Linked DNA regions of Homo sapiens: region 2 is linked to region 1. Evidence: chromatin contacts called from ENCODE Hi-C or POLR2A ChIA-PET data. All regions are on one chromosome and are shown on one strand. Each heading gives the region's core, a stretch centred on a gene start or an enhancer-like site at or near the end of the contact. The rest is flanking DNA. Distances are from core to core; before and after follow the strand shown.

Region 1 (5,099 bases), core at 1,062-3,561:
AAAATAGCTGGGTGTGGTGGTGCATGCCTGTAATCCCAGCTACTCGGGAGGCTGAGGCAAGAGAATCACTTGAGCCTGGGAGGCAGAGATTGCAGTGAGCCAAGATCACGCCATTGTACTCCAGCCTGGGCAAGAAGAGTGAAACTCCATCTCAAAAAAAAAAAAAAAAAGAAAAAGAAAAAAAAAGAAAAGGCAGTTAGCTATCTGCAGTTTTTCATGACAAGCCTTTTTCACTACTCGAATTTACATGCAGGTATTGCTTTGATAAAAAAAAAAAAATAACTGAAAAATATTTGCCCACTTGTAGCTCTGTCTCTTTTGGGCTGTAGTGTCAGGTAACTAATTTGATATATTAGCAAAGTAAAGCCTGATATATTGTCTAGCCCTATCAGATAATTTACTTAATTTTTCTTTTCTTTTTCTTTTTTCTTTTTGAAACGGAGTCTCGCTCTGTCGCCCAGGCTGGAGTGCAAAGGTACGATCTCGGCACACTGCAACCTCTGCCTCCCGAGTTCAAGTGATTCTCCTGCCTCAGCCTCCTGAGTAGCTGGGATTACAGGGGCCTCCTACTACGCCTGGCTAAGTTTTGTATTTTTGGTAGAGACAGGGTTTTACCATGTTAGTCAGGCTGGTCTCGAACTCCTGACCTCAGGTGATCCGCCCACCTCCGCTTCCTAAAGTGCTGGGATTACAGGCGTGAGCCACTGCGCCCGGCCAATTTACTTGATTTTTCAAGGGCTCCAATACTTCTATGCTAAAACGACTAATAGTAAAAATTTTAATCAACACAGGAAATTAGTGTGAAGAGTGGGGAATATTTGAGGTTTCCGAAACCAAATCACTGGGCAATGCATACATTATCCAGAGCCTAGAGCATCATGGATTCTCAATTAACATCTAATGGGATGTGTGACAGAAGAGCACAAAACTCATTACCCTGAGTGTGGTACCCTATCTACGGGATAGGATATTGGGGGCAGTGTGGACCCTTGCATCTAAAATATTTCCTGCATTTGTATTCCACAGATGCTTGAAATTCAATGATAATTTCATTTCATTGGTCCTCAAGGGTTTTTTGATATTTAGAGTTGTCTGCTAAGATGGGAAATTTCTCAGGAAAGGAACACCCCTTAGAAGGGGGTAATTTGCTTGTTACTGAGAATAAGAAGTGAACCAGGTATGGCAGCTGTGCCCATAATCCAAGTCACTTGGGAAACTGAAGCGGGAGGATAGCTTGAGCTCAAGAGTTTAAGTCCAGCCTAGGCAACATGGCAAGGCCCCCGTCTCTAAAAAAATAAAATAAAATAAGAGAAAAGAAATTTCTATTAAAAACTTATTTTAAAAATAAGTAAAATAGAATAAGAATGGAAAAGTGAAGGGTAGGCAAGGGCAGAGGTAATGGCCACACAGGACTAGCCTTCGGCTTGGTCATCTTTTCTACCAGTCACCAATCCAGGGCACCGAGAAAGTCCAGCAGCGCCTGAGCCTGCTGCACTTGCAGTAGCAGGGACTGGCCGGGAGATGGCAGCCCTGTCCCAGGTCGGGTGGTGCCTCAGCCGCAGTTCCTGTCACGGCCATCGGGAGGCAGTGCAGGAACACTCACTGATGTGTAGCAACTCAGCCTAAAAAGCAGTTTTTATTATAATACATTGCTGCTGTGATAAGCACTCAGCAAATATTTGTTTGAGTGAGTTGACTCTATGTCAGTCATTAAGATCACTCTCTTGAATGCACCCTCAACACCTTTGCAGGTACCACAATCCTGGGTCATCACTTTAAACCCATGTCCGTGAATGTTACCCTGTATCCCCGCCGTCCGTTCATTCTCACACTGTTTCACACTTGCAACTCACTCAGCTAAGCTCCGACACCTCACTCTGCTCATGGCCTTGCTTTCCAGTTCACTGAGAAAACGAAGCAGATAGACGGAACTTCACAGCGCCCTACCACGACCACAGGTCGGCCTTCCTGCCAGCGAAGGTAGGTGAACTGTCCTGGCTCCTAAGGGCAACCCTTCCCGTGCCCTAGGTAAAATCCCTTCTCACTTCCACGGAAACATGACTCCAGAAAATTTTCACGACCTTTTCCCCCACGTCATCAATTTTCCTTTCTCTACTAGCTTATTCCTATTAGCACAGAAACCTGCTGTTATCTATCCCATCATTATTTATCATTCCTCTTGGGCCCCAATTTTCTATCAGCTATGACCCTATTTCTGTTCTTTTTTCCAGTAATTCCTGGGGTTTTCCATACTTACTGATATTCACCAACTCCAAAGCCTTCCCTGCTATTCTCGGCTACACCCACTGTAATCAGCTTTTGCTCAGACCGTTCCAAAGGAACTTCTCTTGACCTCTGCATCACTTACATCCATTAGTCAACCCTGTCCTCATCTTCACTTTATCTATAAACAGCACTTGATTGCTAGCTCCTCACTTCACCGATCCTCAGGGCACCATCAACTGGCTTCTCCTCCCCTCTTAGTTCTTTGTGGAGTCTGCCTTTTCTCCCCAATCTATCCTTACCAAGTTGTCTAAGGCATGGTCCTTGCACTTATTTATACCTCTGGCTCAGACAGAAGTCTGAGCTCCATACTCAGCTCAGACAGAAGTCTGAGCCCCATACTCAGCTCAGACAGAAGTCTGAGCCCCTGAGCTCCATACTCTGATACCTAACTGTTCAACTTCTCTGCATGACCATTTAATCGGCCCCCATACTGTTATCCTCATATTCCCCTGCTCTGCCCACAGTCTTCCTGTCTCAGTTAATGGCTACCCATCCTTCCAGGCTCTCAGGCCAAAATCACTGCAGGCATCAGTGACCACTTTATTTCTCTCACACTCCATATCAGCTCCCTCAGGAAATCCTGCTGGCTGTACCTTTAAAATATATTGGGATTCAAGCCGGGTGTGGTGGCTCATGCCTGTAATCCCAGCACTTTGGGAGGCTGAAACAGGTGGATCACTTGAGGTCAGGAGTTTGAGACCTGCCTGACCAATATGGTGAATCCCCGTCTCTGCTAAAAATACAAAAATTAGGCTGGGCATGGTGGCTCATGCCTGTAATCCCAGCATTTGGGGAGTGTGAGGTGGGTGGATCACCTGAGGTCAGGAGTTTGAGACCAGCTCGACCAATATGATGAAACCCCGTCTCTACTAAAACTATAAAAATTAGCCAGGTGTGGTGGCATGCACTTGTAGTCTCAGCTACTCAGGAGGCCGAGACAGGAGAATTGCTTGAACCCAGGATGCAGAGGTTGCAGTGAGCTGAGATCACGCTTCTGCACTCCAGCCTGGGTGACAGAGCGAGATTCCATCTCAAAAAAAAAAAAAAAAAAAAAGAAAAGAAAAGAAAAAAAATACATATATATGGATTCTTACCATGTCTCACCACCTCCACCCACTACCACTCTGAGGTAAGCCATCAATATGTCTCCCCTGGATTACTCAATAGCCTCCTAGGTGGTCTTCCTACATCTCCTCCAATTTGTTGTCAATTGAGCACCCAGAGTGACCTCTTTTAAAAAGGCCAGACCATGTCACTCCTTTGCTCAAAACTATCTATGGGCTCCCCACATTAGTCAGAATAAAAGCCAAAATCCTTGAAAGACATGCAAGATTCTAGACCAACAAAGTCCAATCAAAACAGGGCATTTTACATTTCCCAGGAGTCACCATGGAAAAGTAAAAATAAACAGATGAAATGAATTGTAATAATATATTCATTTAACCCAATATCACTAAAACATTATTTTGACATGGAATCAAAATTAAAATTGAGAAAAATTACAACTAATTCTCATTCAAAGTCTTTGAAACATGATGTATTATTTAATCATGCAGCCAGGCTAGGCGCAGTGGCTCACACCTGTAATCTTAGCACTTTGGGAGGCGGAGGCGGGTGGATCACCTGAGGTCAGGAGTTCGATACCAGCCTGGCCAACATGGTGAAACCCCATCTCTATTAAAAATACAAAAATTAGCTGGGTGTGGTGACATGTGCCTGTAGTCCCAGCTACTTGGGAGGCCAAGGCAGGAGAACTGCTTCAACCTGGGAGGTGGAGGTTGCAATGAGCCGAGATCATGCCACTACTGCACTCCAGCCTGGGTGACAGAGAGAGACTCCATCTCAAAAAAAAAAAAAACAAAAAGCCATGCAGCCCATGTCAATTTGGACTAGCCACATTTCAAGTGCTGAGAGCCATCTGTGGCCAGAGATGACCATATCGGGCTATACAGCCAGAGACCACATTTCTCAGATCATCTGTCTGATCATGCCTTCAGCTACCCTCTGCCTGGCTCACTCTGCTCCAGCCAGGGGGCATGCCTGACACTCTGCACTGCCTGTTCCCTCTGTCTCCACTGCTCTTTCCCCCAATATCCATAGAGCTGCCTTCTTCACATCTTGTCATCTTTGCTCACATGGTCAACCTGTTTAAAGGATAGCCACCACACGTCCCCTTCTGACACTCCTAATTCCTCTTACACACCCTATTTCTCCCTCTAGCATTTAGTACCTTCTAAAAGACTGTATATTCATGATGTGATCTCTGTTTTCTCACACTAGAAGATAAGCTCTGCAAGGGAAGGTGTCTATTTTGTTTGGCAGTATGGGCCCGACACTTACAACAGTGCCTGGTACATAGTTGGGCACTCAATAAACACTTCTTGACTGAACAAAGTAATGAGAGACTAAATCAATCTTCCCAGAGGGTTTTCAGGTCAGGGCTCAGAGCCAGTGTCTCACATAGCACAATAGCAGCAGTGACCTTGGTGTGATTGAAATGGGAGCTATTTTGTTTGTTAGTAATCACTGCAAGAAAGGGCAAAGCTAGATTCAATGCAGCAAGCATTTTCTGAGTGTCCACTGTGTGCAAGGCTGTAACTTTCGTACATGTCTGCAGGAGCCATCACTAGGACATAGCCTCACCTTCGGGCTGGTACTAGGTTTCCTCTGTGCAGCTCCGGAGAGCAGCCCCAGTGTCAAAAGCATGAAATTGATAGAAATTGATTTCAATTTTTTTGGAAAGAAGAACTTTTGAGTAACCAGCTCCATTCAAAATGAATTGGACTGTCTTAAGAGGTGCAACTATTGTCCCA
Region 2 (5,254 bases), core at 2,420-4,919, 290 kb after region 1:
ATACAATACCTACCTTCTAAAGTTAATGTGAGGATGAAATGAGATAATGCATGAACAAGAAGTGCATTACAAGGGGCTCCTTAAATGGTTCTTTCATTTCCTCTCTGGCTCTACCTACTTCTCTTCCTTTCTAGCATCGGTTAGGTCATCCTTCTGTAGAGACCGTGGGCAAAGAGACAAAGGCATCAGGCCTCCTGGATGCCTCCTCCATCCCAGCCTGGCTCCCTATTTGTCTAAGAGAAGGAAACCAAGCCAAGGCACAAAGGCACAGAAGCAAGCATTGGCTGGGCACCTGAAGTTGGTCATATAGAGGAGAAAAGATTTTCAGCTTCCCCTTAAGGCCTACCCTAATGTAGCGTTAACCTAAGCCTTTAAATGTACCTCCCATCATCCCCACCATGTACCTTGACAATTTTCTGACCCAGGAACAGATATCTACCCCATTCCACTCTACCTCTCTCTCTGGCCCCACACTGTGCTTTTGCTATTGTGATTTCCTCTGCATAGAGCTCTGTTTACTCACTTCTCCTTTGAAAGTGCACAACTTGGTGAAACACACCTTTCCTGAGAAGCCTGTCTGCCCATTTATCAACCCTTCTTACACTGCCACAAGTCAAGGAATGCCAAGGATTGCCAGCAACCACCAGAAACTAGAAGGAGCAAGGAAGAATTTTTCCATAGAGCATTCAGCAGGAGCATGGCCCTGCTAACACCTTGATTTTGGACTTCTAACTGCTGGAACTGTGAGAGAATAAATTTCTGTTGCTTTAGGCTACCCAGCTTATTATATTATATTTCATTACAGCAGATCCAGGAAACTAACACAACCAGGAAAAGCTGAAACTTATTGATTACTGGCTTAAACAGTCCTCTTCCTATTTCAAAGTCTATTCACCTTTTGGGATACCAGTTACAAACTTACCTATTTCTCTTACTCTGAGCCCCCAGTGGATTGGCAAGTCAGAAGTTATTGAAGGAAGGTAGAGCAAGATGGTTGGATAGGAGCTGCCACCAATTGTCCTCCCCACAGGAATACCAAATTGAACACATATCCACATAAAAAGCACCTTCATAAGAACCAAAATTCAGATGAGAGATTGCAGTACTTTCAAATTCATTTTACAATGTTAATATTTCCCTGATACCAAAACCAGACAAACACACTGAAAAAAAAAAGCAACCTATAGGTCAATATCCCTAATGAACATTAATGCAAAAACCCTCAACCAAATACTAGCAAACCAAATTCAAATATACATTAAAAAGATAATTCATCATGACCAAGTGGGATTTATTCCAGAAATACAAGGATGTTTCAACATATGCAAATTAATCAATGTGATATATATCCTATCATTAGAATGAAGGACAAAAATGATCATTTCAATTGATGCTGAAAAAACATTTGATAAAATTCAACATCCTTTCATAATAAAAACCCTCAGAAAACTAGGTATTCAAGGAACATACTACAACACAGTAAGAGCCATATATGACAGACCCACAGCTAATATCATGCTGAACGGGGAAAAACTTACAGCCTTTCCTTTAAGACCTGAAATATGACAAGGATGCTCATTTTCACCACCGTTATTCAACATAGTACTGGAAGTCCTAGCTGGAGTAATCAGACTAGAGAAAGAAATAAAGGTATCCAAATTGGAAAGGAAAAAGGCAAATTATCCTTCTTTGCAGGTGATAGGATCTCATATTTGGGAAAACCTAAAAACTCCACGCAAAAACTGTTAGAACTGATAAACAAATTCAGTAAGGTTGGAGGATACAAAATCAACATACATAAATCAGTAGCATGTCTATATGCCAACAGTAAACAATCTGAAAAAGAAATCAAGAAAGTAATCTTATTTATAGTAGCTACAAATAATATAAAATACCTAGGGATAAACTTAACAAAAGAAGTCAAAGATCTCTGCAATGAAAACTATAAAACACTGATGCAAGAAACTGAAGAAGACACAAAAAATGAAAAGATATTTGGTGTTCATGGCTTGGAAGAATCAGTATTGTTAAAATGTCCATGCAAGGGCTGGGCATGGTGGCTCATGCCTGTAATACCAGCATTTTGGGAGGCCTAGGTAGGAGGATCGCTTGAGGCCAAGAGTTTGAGGCCAGCCTGGCCAACATGCGAAAACTCTGTCTCTACTATAAAAAAGTACAAAATTAGCCAGGCATGGTGGCACATGCCTATAGTCTCCAGCTACTCAGGAGACTAAGCCATGAGAATTTCTTGAATCCCGAAGGCGGGGGTTGCAGTGAGCTGAGATTGCTGCTCCACTGCACTCCAGCCTGGGTGACAGAGCAAGACTCTGTTTAAATAAAATAAAAATAAAAATAAAATGTCCATACTACCCAAAGCAACCTACACATTCAGTATAACCTCTATCAAAATACTAATGACATTCTTCACAGGAATAGAAAAAAAAATCCTAAAATTGATATAGAACCACAAAAGACCCCAAATAGCCAAAGCTATCCTGAGCAAAAAGAATGAAACTGGAGGAATCACATTACCTGACTTCAAATTACACTACAGAGATATAGTAACCAAAGCAGCATGGTACAGGCATATAAACAGACATATAGGATGACTACAGTCAACAATAATTTATTGCACATTTAAAAATCACTAGAAGAATATTATTAGATTGTTTGTAACACAAAGAAAGGATAAATGCATAGGGTGATGGATACTCTACTTGCCCTGATATGATTATTATGCATTGTATGCCTATATCAAAATATCTTATACATTCCATAAATATATACACCTACTATGAACCCACAAAAATTAAAAGTTGAAAAATGAAAAAAAAAACCTTTCTCTTGTTTTTCTAAAACTCTAACTGGATACCCTGCATTTTTCTTTGCTAAATTTGGTAACCCTAATTGGGAAATATGTTGCAAAAGGCAAAGATGGGGAAATACACTATATTCATTTGAAGTATGCTGGGGGGGTAGACTATGAAAGTGAATGCAATTTTTTGACACTCTCCTGAGAGAACTGCCACAACTTTCATTACTAGTATTCACTTCTTCCACCATGGGATTGTCACTCATTAGAGACATGTAGTTGCTGTGCCCCTTAAGGAAGCCCCTTATGGCTGAAAGCAGGTGGTTCCAAAGCCTGTCCTACACTTGCTTCTCCCTCACATCTTATGAGCCAGACCACTAGATCCCACAGAAGAAAAGGATCAGGGAGGTAATTTTTCTACAGAAAAGCACTGGATTCGCATAAGTGATATATCAAGCTTCTAATGTCCTTTTTATCTTTTATTTGAATAATCATTTGTATAACTTTCCCATCTGTGTGTACATTTTAAACAAATGAAGCAGCTTCCTCTCACTAACATGTTTTCTCTTCCTTAAAATGACATCCTCTTCTAATTTACTCAACCCTAAAAACCCCCTCTTCAAATACATTTTCTCTGTTGGTTTCATGCATCTCAGAGAAAGGAAAAAAGGGTTCATTTTAGTAAATAAGCCCTGGCTTTAAAAATGCTCTTACCATTTCACACTCCAGAAAATAAGGAGATGAACACACACACACACACACACACAAACTAATTAGAATTAACTAAATTTTATAATATATTAAGTAATAAAATTACAATGCAAAACCATTGCAGCGTCCTTTTGATTGCTCTGAACTCCACCCCTCCCTGTCAAACAATAGAAAGGGGAAAGTGCTTTAAACTCTCACTAGGGTGGGGCTGCTGCCTGCCGCCTGCTCTCCGAACTGTCTTGCAGCTGGAGAAGAGCAGCCAAAGCTCCTGCAGACTTCATGTTGGAACTTCACACATTCATTCCAACAAAGAACACAGCACGTAGCAGGAGAACATACTGCGCTTATTCTTCTTAGTATAAGGGCAGATAACCTCTCTATTTTTATCTTTACCTTCATTGAAACAAAAACAAGTAAATGGAAGAGCAGACGCCTCTTCATAAAGCTAGTCATTGTCCTATTCCTCTGTTCTATTCACTCTCAAACGATTCCATTGGGGACCCCTGAGCTGTGAAGAAGGACAGGGCCCTGCCTCCACTTTTTCATCTTTCTCCTTAACTCGGGGAAGTCTGGCTTTTACTTCCAACCGCTCAACTGACACTGTCTTTCAAAGTTTACCAATATCTAGGGTGGCCAAATGGGGATGCTTCTGAGGGTGAAAAAAAGATGCTACTAATAATTATCCTGGGACAACAGGCGTAAATGCAAACAGTCTCATCAAGAACCTCCCATCTGTATCCAAACCTCTCTTCCCAGCATCTTTCTGGAGCTTCCACAGCATTTAACACGGTCCCCATCCCTGCTTTTTGGAATCTTTGTTTCCACTAATCTTTAACACTTCAACTGTCCTTCTTTACTCGAAGGCCAGCTCAGAGCTTCTTTGCTGGTTCCTATCTCCTCCATTGATTGAAAAAGTTCCCAGATTGATTGCTTGGTTCTCCTGTTTGTCTCTAGATTTCTCCTCACAGACCTGCATTCTCATGACTTCAGCTCTCCCTGCATCATGACTCCCAAGTCATTTCAAAGTGAAATTATTGTCCAGGTCGGTGGCTTATGCCTGTAATCCCAGAACTTTGGGAGGCTGAGGCCAGCAGATCACTTGAGCTCAGGAGTTTGAGACCAGCCTGGGCAGCATAGCCAGAACTTGTCTCTGGTAAAACAAACAAACAAAGAAATAAACAAAAACGAAATTATTAGGAACTCTAAGACAGCAACAGCAGATTATTAAATCCCAAACCTGGGCCTCCTTCTGATCACAGAGCCCTGCACCTGGCCACATGCCCATGTAACCGACTCTGCCATTAGTTAAATGACTAAATAAGTATATAGTACATTCTTTCAAAAAGCAGTAAAAGGAAATAAGAAAATGGCATAAAAGAGAGAGAAAGTAGGCCAGACATAGTGGCTCACACCTGTAATCCCAGCACTTTGGGAGGCCAAGGCAGGCAGATCACGAGGTCAGGAGTTCGAGACCAGCCTGGCCAACATAGTGAAACCCCATCTCTACTAAAAACACACACAAAAAAATTAGCCAAGTGTGGTGGCACATGCCTATAGTCCCAGCTATTCTGGAGGCTGAGGTGGGAGGATCGCTTGAACCCAGGAGGCAAAGGTTGCAGTGAGCCGAGATCGCGCCATTGCACTCCAGCCTGGGTGACAGAGTGAGACTCTGTCTCAAAAACAATAAAAATAAAAATAAAAAAATAAAAAGGGAGAAAGAGAAAGGAGTAG

The links. Hi-C counts contacts between places; a loop is a spot of excess contacts on that map. ChIA-PET counts read pairs that join two places held with the same protein, here RNA polymerase II (POLR2A). Pooled maps may share reads with other maps.
Region 2: a pooled map shows a loop between it and region 1 (2.7-fold over the local background). The contact joins two enhancer-like sites. A Hi-C loop is called at or near these places in 8 of 168 maps with a recorded cell type or tissue (GM13977, GM18951, GM23248 and 5 more) and 5 of 50 pooled maps. POLR2A ChIA-PET finds 5 or more read pairs at or near these places in 4 of 52 experiments (A673, GM12878, MCF 10A and 1 more).

Annotation. Positions count from the first base shown.
Region 1 is chr6:53,170,505-53,175,603 of GRCh38, forward strand. No RefSeq gene overlaps it. Among named protein-coding and RNA genes, the nearest start is that of GCM1, 24 kb to the left of the region's middle. Within about 2 kb of position 2,312, at least 2 of the 41 ENCODE cell types and tissues checked have a DNase peak (open chromatin) inside an H3K27ac peak, as active enhancers do.
Region 2 is chr6:53,458,167-53,463,420 of GRCh38, forward strand. All of the region lies in intron 2 of GCLC-AS1 (GCLC antisense RNA 1), which reads left to right. Among named protein-coding and RNA genes, the nearest start is that of GCLC-AS1, 29 kb to the left of the region's middle. Within about 2 kb of position 3,670, at least 3 of the 41 ENCODE cell types and tissues checked have a DNase peak (open chromatin) inside an H3K27ac peak, as active enhancers do.